Regions from separate parts of the Homo sapiens genome. Here region 2 is linked to region 1. A link is a contact called in ENCODE POLR2A ChIA-PET data. All regions are on one chromosome and are shown on one strand. Each heading gives the region's core, a stretch centred on a gene start or an enhancer-like site at or near the end of the contact. The rest is flanking DNA. Distances are from core to core; before and after follow the strand shown.

Region 1 (3,551 bases), core at 758-3,257:
GGCGCCCGCCACCATGCCCAACTTTTTTTTTTTTTTTTTAGTAGAGACAGGGTTTCACCATGTTGGCCAGGCTGGTCTCAAACCCCTGTCCTCAAGTGATCCGCCTGCCTCAGCCTCCCAAAGTGCTGGGATTACAGGTGTGAGCCACTGTGCCCGGCCTGTTTTCTAAATGAACAAACACCCCAAACCCATCTTTTTTTTTTTTTTTTTTTTTTTTCAGCTGTGGCAGACCTTGGGCTATTCAGGGATTAGGGATGTTCCCCCCGAGGAGCTAGGAGGCGTCTGATGACCTTGATCTCAGGCCAGACCTCCTCCCATCTCCCACAGCCCCTTCCCAATGCCTGGAATCCCCCGATTAAGGCACCTTTGGGTGGATCAAGGTGTCACAAGTAACAAAGAAGGACCTGTATGCTCAGATGCATTCGAGTTCATAACCCAGCTCTACTGTCCATCAGCTGTGTGACCTCAGGCAATCGTCTCTCCCTTTCTGACCTTCAGCTTCCTCAAGGGGAGAGTAAACTCCACTTCCAAGGCTGCTGTGAGAACAGAAAGAACTTGCAACATAAGCATGACAGCTGCTACCTGGTAAGTGCTCCCAAAATGTTTGCTGTTATTATTACTATTATTCTCTCTCTCTCTCTTTTTTTTTTTTTTTTTGAGTTGGAGTTTTGCTTTTGTTGCCCAGGCTGGAGTGCAATGATGCAATCTTGGCTCACTGCAACCTCTGCCTCCCAGGTTCAAGCTATTCTCCTGCCTCAGCCTCCCAAGTAACTGGGATTACAGGTACCCGCAACCACGCCCAGCTAATTTTTTGTATTTTTAGTAGAGACGGGGTTTCACCATGTTTGCCAGGCTGGTCTCGAGCTCCTGACCTCTGGTGATCCGCCCGCCTCGGCCTCCCAAAGTGCTGGGATTACAGGCGTGAGCCACCGAAATCAGTCTATTTTCTATATTATTACCATTATTATCTGGAGTTCACAGAGAGGAAGGCCGCCTTCTGTGGGACAAGCTGGGGAGACTTTGGTCCTGCACTGTTCAATACAGAGGCCACTGGCCTTTTGTACTGATTTCCAAAACAACACAAAAAAGGAACATATGCTGTTTCATGAATTGTTTTTTGTTTTTGAGACAGGGTCTTACTCTATCACTCAGGCTGGAGTGCAGAGATGCAATCATAACTCACTGAAACCTTGAATTCCTGGGCTCAAGAGATCCTCCCACCTCAGCCTCCTGAGTAGCCAGAACCACAGGCATGTTCCACACGCCTGGCTAATTTTTTTAATTTTTTTTTTTTTTTGAGCTGGAATCTTGCTCTGTCACCCAGGCTGGAGTGCAGTGGCATGATCTCTGCCTGCAGGGTTCCAGCAAGTCTCCTGCCTCAGCCACCCGAGTAGCTGGGATTACAGGCACGTGCCACCGTGCCCAGTTAATTTTTTTTTTTTTGAGACGGAGTTTTACTCTTGTTGCTCAGCCTGGAGTGCAGTGGCACGACCTCAGCTCACTGCAATCTCCGCCTCCTGGGTTCAAGTGATTCTGCTGCCTCAGCCTCTCGAGTAGCTGGGATTACAGGCATGCGCCACCACGCCTGGCTAATTTTGTATTTTCAGTAGACACAAGGTTTCACCATGTTGTCCAGGCTGGTCTCAAACTCCTGACCTCAGGTGGTCTGCCAGCCTCGGCCTCCCAAAGTGCTGGGATTACAAGCATGAGCCACTGCACCCAGCCTAAAATTCCTTTTAGAGATGGAGTCTCACTATGTTGTCCAGGCCAGCCTTGAACTCCTGGGCTCAAGCGATCCTCCCGCCTCAGCATTCCAAGTAGCTGGGATTAAAGGTAAGTGCCAGTGCAGCCAGCTGCTTCTTTTAATATAACTACTAAAATTTTTTTAAATTGCAATGTGCAACTCATGTTATATTTCTGTTATTCAGCAAGGCCCCAGAGCTCAGAAACCATGACCAATACTACTTCCTCTCTGTGGCCTTCACAGAATTTTCTCAATTTCCTGCATGCAGAGAGTGGCCATAAATATTTTTTCCTCCATTTAGTTAGAGCCGGGCCCACATCCTCAGAGCTCACAGTCTGAGGTAGAAAGGGCACATTGGGGCCAGGCACGGTGGCTCATGCCTGTAATCCCAGCACTTTGGGAGGCCGAGGCCGGCAGATCACTTGAGGTCAGGAGTTTGAGACTAGCCTGGCCAACATGGTGAAACCTCGTCTCTACTAAAAATACAAATATTAGCCGGGTGCGGTGGTGCATGCCTGTAGTCCCAGCTACTCATGAGGCAGGAGGATTGCTTGAACCCAGGAGATAGAGGCTGCAGTGAGCCGAGATCGCGCCACTACACACCAGCCTGGGCAACAGGAGCGGAACTCTGTCTCAAAAAAAAAAAATAGAAAAAGAAAAAAAAAGAAAGGGCACATTGGTTGTATCCTGATGGGTTGAGAGCAGCTGCTTGGAGTACTGTGTTCAGAAAGATTCTGGCCGGGTGCGGTGGCTCACGCCTGTAATCCCAGCACTTCGGGAGGCCGAGGCGGGTGAATCACTTGAGGCCAGGAGTTTGAGACCAGCCTGGCCAACATGGTGAAACCCTATCTCTACTATAAACACAAAAATTAGTCAGGCTTGGTGGCATGTGCCTGTAATCCCAGCTACTTAGCAAGTTGAGGCGGAAGAATCACTTGAGTCCGGGAGGCAGAGGTTGCAGTGAGCCAAGATTGCACCACTGCACTCCAGCCTGGGTGACAGAGTGAGACCCTGTCTCAAAAAGAAAGAGAGAAAGATTCTGAGGCTGCATGCTGCCATCGTTGATTGGTAATGCTTGGCCTGGGCGAGGTGTGGGGTGCTGCCAGGTCCCTGGCAGTGCTGGTCTGTTGGCCACTTGTATAGAGAAAGCTGAGGCTCAGAGAGAGCAAGTAACTTGCCCCAGGTCACACAGTGAGCCCAAAGAGGTGGCAGGATTCAAGCCTGGGAGCCTGGAGCTCATTTTAGCCTCTTGCCACACTGAGCTGAGCCAAGTCCAGAATTCTGCAGTTAAAAGCTGCCCAGGGTAGGGACAGACAAGGACAGGGTGGGGAGGGCAGGGTGGAGGGTGTGGGTGTGTCCTCACTCTCTTGAGATTGCACCATGGAACCACTCGGGGACCCCGTCTTGGGCCAGCTGGCCCATCTGGGTGTGCACAAACCAGTCCAGCCGTGGGGGTAGCGGTAGGGGCAGCTTCCCGGCCTCTGTCATAGCTTCCTGGGGTGGAGGGAAGGTCACCTGGGTAGAGAAGGGAGGGAAGACAAGAATCAAGCTTGATGCACCTCTTATCTTTGCTCTATTCTTGAAGCTTGTGGTGCCTCCTCCTTTGAGAAGTCCTCCAGGGTGGACAGAGCAATGGACTTAAAACTGGCTTGTGGCTGGGTGTGACGGCTCACATGTGTAATCCCAGCACTTTGGGAGGCCAAGGTGGGAGGATTGCTTGAGCCCAGGAGTTCCAGACCAGCCTGGGCAACATAGTGAGACCCCCATCTCTACAAAAAATTAAAAAATTTGGCCAGGTGCGGTGGCT
Region 2 (3,551 bases), core at 462-2,961, 1.1 Mb before region 1:
GTGGGGTCAGAGTCAGGGCCTGCAGACGGGCATTCAGTTCTGCCTCCGTGCCCTGAGACCTAGGTACCCTCTGGTTGGCATGGACAACATGCAGAAGTCCCTGCCTGGTCGGTGGCAATGACCCAGCCCAGGGGGGAGTGTCCGAGGCTGGGTCCTCAGCTCCAGAGACCTCAACCGCTGTGACGAAAGAGGCGTCTGAGCTGTAATCCCAGTGCCCTGGAGGGGACGCCGAGCTCCCATGTTTGTCCACAGTTTCAAGGGGAACAGGGAGGCTGGGGGGTCCTGGGTCAGCCTCCAAGCCAATGTCCCTGTTGTCACCTCTGCATGGCTGCTTTTGGAGTGCTATGGAGTCCAGCGTCTCATCGGTAGGTCCAGAGAGGCCTGGGGCTGCAGGTGAGAGTGGGGGCCAGAGAGGAGAGGAGGAGGGATGAGACAGCGATGAGAATAGGATCAAACAGAAAAAGGAGATCAGAGTGTCTGAGGCCGAAAGAGCTGGCCACAAATAGTGGATGTGAGACGGTCAGAACCAATGGGTGGGGTGGGGAAGACCCTGGATGTCAGGGACTGGTCCAGAAGTCAAGCCCCAGCAGCCCTGCAGGCCCTACTCACTGCCAGGTGCAGGCTCGGGCTCCTGAGTCTCTGCCCCGATCCGGGTCCGGGTCCTGGTCCGCGTGTCGAGATCCTGCAGGACTCGCGCGCACTCCAGGTGTCCCTGCTGCAGGGCCAGGTCCAGCGGCCGGAGTCCGTCCTACAGGGGCGCGGTCAGCAGGGGGCGCCCGAGGCCCTCTTACCTTCCTTCCCTCCCTCTGGGCTCACCCAGCCTTTCTTTGCCCGCGCAGTGCCTCCCAACCTGGTCGCGCAGCGCCGGGTCCGCTCCTTGGCTCAGCAGCAGCTCCAGGCCGCGGCGGCAGCCCCACGCGGCGGCCACATGCAGCGGCGTCAGTGCCTCGACAGATCTGGGGCGGCAGCGCAAGAGGGGTCATTGCGGACTCAGCCTCCCGGCAGGAACCCCGATCTCCGCTCTGGGGACCTGGAGCCTTCGTTCTCGGCCTCCCGGATCTCCGCCGTCCACCCTGGTACACTGCCCTTGGAACCTAGATGCTATGACCTCAGGCCAGGACCCAAACCTCTGCCGTCTGACCCTGGTGCCTCCACTCCAATATCCGAACCCTTGATCCCCACTTTGGTCCTAGCGCAGCCCCATTCCACGCCCTCGGTCTGGGACCCCAGCGCCTCCCTCGAGCCCTAGCCCCTGCCCTTGGACCCCCAAGTTCCCTCCCCAAGATCCCCTAAACCCCACCCTCGAGCCCCGAGGCCTGGCCCGGGATGATGGGGCGCCCCTTCCCGGATTCCCAGACTTCGGCTTGGGGAGACCCCGCCCCGGACCCAGGCTCTATCTTACCGAGCGTTGGGGTCCCCGCCTTGGCGCAGTAGGGCCCCGAGGCAACGCAGGCCGCGCGGGTGCCGGGCTCCGGCCGCCAAGTGCACAGCCGCTGCGCCGTCCTCTAGCACCAAATTAGGGTCCGCGCCGCAGCGCAGCAGCTCCTCTACTGCCCTGCAAACACCGCGGTCAGAGTGGACCCCGGCCAAAGACCCCCACTCCTGGCCCGCCCCCGGCCCCGCCCTCACCACGGCTCCTCCTCCCGCAGCGCATCCCGCAACCTGCGAGCCAGGCGGGCCTCCGAGCACATGCCCTGGCTGGGTCCGAAGCGCACCGCCTGGTCGGTCGATTTCCTACTTCCCGCGGGGGGCTTGTGGGCATGCGCCGCTCCTCCCCTCGGCTCGGGGGGCCCCTCTCCAGGGCCGAGCAGGGTTCCCAGCCAGGCTGCCCCGCGCCGCACGGGGGTCCACATCGGGGTTCGAGAGCTTTAGTGTCCTCAGGGGCCCTTGACACCCGGAGGCGCTCAAGCAGGGTCTGGGACCGCCGATAAGAGCCCGGGTGGGAGGATGCCACCGGGTGTGCCACTATCTCATTTAAAAACGGGAAACGCGAAGGCACCCGGCTCGAGTGGGTGGAGCTACGATTAAGAAAGTCCGGGGTGCCCCAGGTCATTAAGTCTCAGGGAATCTTCTTCAAGGGTGGCCTCTGGCAGGGAGCACGGCCTTATGAGAGGCTTAGGCCGGGCACGGTGGCTCACACCTGTAATCCCAGCACTTCGGGAGGCCCAGGCAGGAGGGTTGCTTGAGCTCTGGGGTTCGAGACCAGCCTGGGCAACTTGGATAAACCCAGTCCCTACAAAAAAATACAAAAAACTAGCCGGGCGTGGGTGGCTTGCACCTGTGGTCCCAGCTACTTGGGAGGCTGAGTTGGTAGAATCTCTTGAGCCCGGAAGTTCGAGGATGCAGTGAGCCATGATCACACCACTGCACTCCAGCCTGGGCAACAGAGCAAAACTCTGTCTCAGAAAATAAATAAATACATAAAATAGAGGCTTCAATTTCCAACCCCCAGGCCGAGGGCCCAGCTCACGCCTTTAAGCACAGTGCTTTGGGAGGCTGAGGAGAGAAGATCGTTTGAGCCTACTAGTTTGTTGTTGCTTTTCTTTTCTTTTAGTGAGTGCAGGAGTTTGAGACCAGCCTGGGCAACGGAGTGAGGCCCTATTTTTTTTTTTTTTTTTTTTTTTTTTTTTGAGCCGGATCTTACCCTGTCGCCCAGGCTGGAGTGCAGTGGCGCAATCTGGGCTCACTGCAACATTTGCCTCCCAGGTTCAAGCTATTCTGCCTCGGCCTCCCAAGTAGCTGGGATTACAGGCATGTGCCACCACTCTCGGCTAATTTTTGTATTTTTAGTAGAGATGGGGTTTCACCATGTTGTCCAGGCTGGTCTTGAGCTCCTGATCTCAGGTGATCCGCCCGCCTCGGCCTCCCAAAGTGCTAGGATTACAGGCGGAGACCTTGTCTTTGTTTTATTTATTTATTTATTTTTGAGACGGAGTTTTGCTCTTGTTGCCCAGGCTGGAGTGCAGTGGTGTGATCTCAGCTCACTGCAACCTCCTCCTCCAGGGTTCAACAGCTTCTCCTGCCTCAGCCTCCCCAGTAGCTGGGATTACAGGCATGCACCATCACGCCTAATTTTTTATTTTTAGTAAAGACGGGGTTTCACCATGTTGGTCAGGCTGGTCTCGAACTCCTGACCTTGTGATCCGCCCACCTCGGCCTCCCAAAGTGCTGAGATTACAGCCGTGAGCCACTGCGCCTGGCCAAGACCCCGTCTTTAAAAACAATTTTTAAAAAATTTCCAGTCCCCGTTCTGCGTTGCCCATTTTCAATCCAGCGGAACTAGGACTTCAGTATTTTGGAGGGCTGGACCTCTGAGAGTCTTAGTGTCCCATCTGCAAAATGTGAGAATCCTAACGAGGTTGATGCGGGGATTGAACAGGGGCTTGGGCACAAGGGCCTGACACACGATAGGTTCCAAAAAATGCTCATAGGGAGGAAAAGCAGTCACTCAATAAAGCTGTTTGTGTTTATTTTTGAGATAGGGTCTTGCTCTGTCACCCAGGCTAGAGTGCAGTGGCGCGATGACAGCTCACTGCAGCCTCGACCTCCTA

Evidence for each region. ChIA-PET counts read pairs that join two places held with the same protein, here RNA polymerase II (POLR2A).
Region 2: POLR2A ChIA-PET joins it to region 1 with 11 read pairs in GM10248. The contact joins the promoter of ANKLE1 here to the enhancer-like site in region 1. POLR2A ChIA-PET finds 5 or more read pairs at or near these places in 2 of 52 experiments (GM10248 and activated B cell).

What each region holds. Positions count from the first base shown.
Region 1 is chr19:16,148,432-16,151,982 of GRCh38, reverse strand. HSH2D (hematopoietic SH2 domain containing) reads right to left here. Exons shown (of 6, transcript NM_001382417.1): 2 at 3,108-3,259. The coding sequence starts at 3,232. Among named protein-coding and RNA genes, the nearest start is that of HSH2D, 6.5 kb to the right of the region's middle. Within about 2 kb of position 2,007, at least 3 of the 41 ENCODE cell types and tissues checked have a DNase peak (open chromatin) inside an H3K27ac peak, as active enhancers do.
Region 2 is chr19:17,280,061-17,283,611 of GRCh38, reverse strand. It overlaps ANKLE1 (ankyrin repeat and LEM domain containing 1), which reads right to left and starts at 1,711. Exons shown (of 9, transcript NM_152363.6): 1 at 1,630-1,711; 2 at 1,403-1,555; 3 at 851-956; 4 at 610-748; 5 at 1-387. The coding sequence starts at 1,691. RefSeq lists silencers at 1,700-1,789, 1,800-1,849.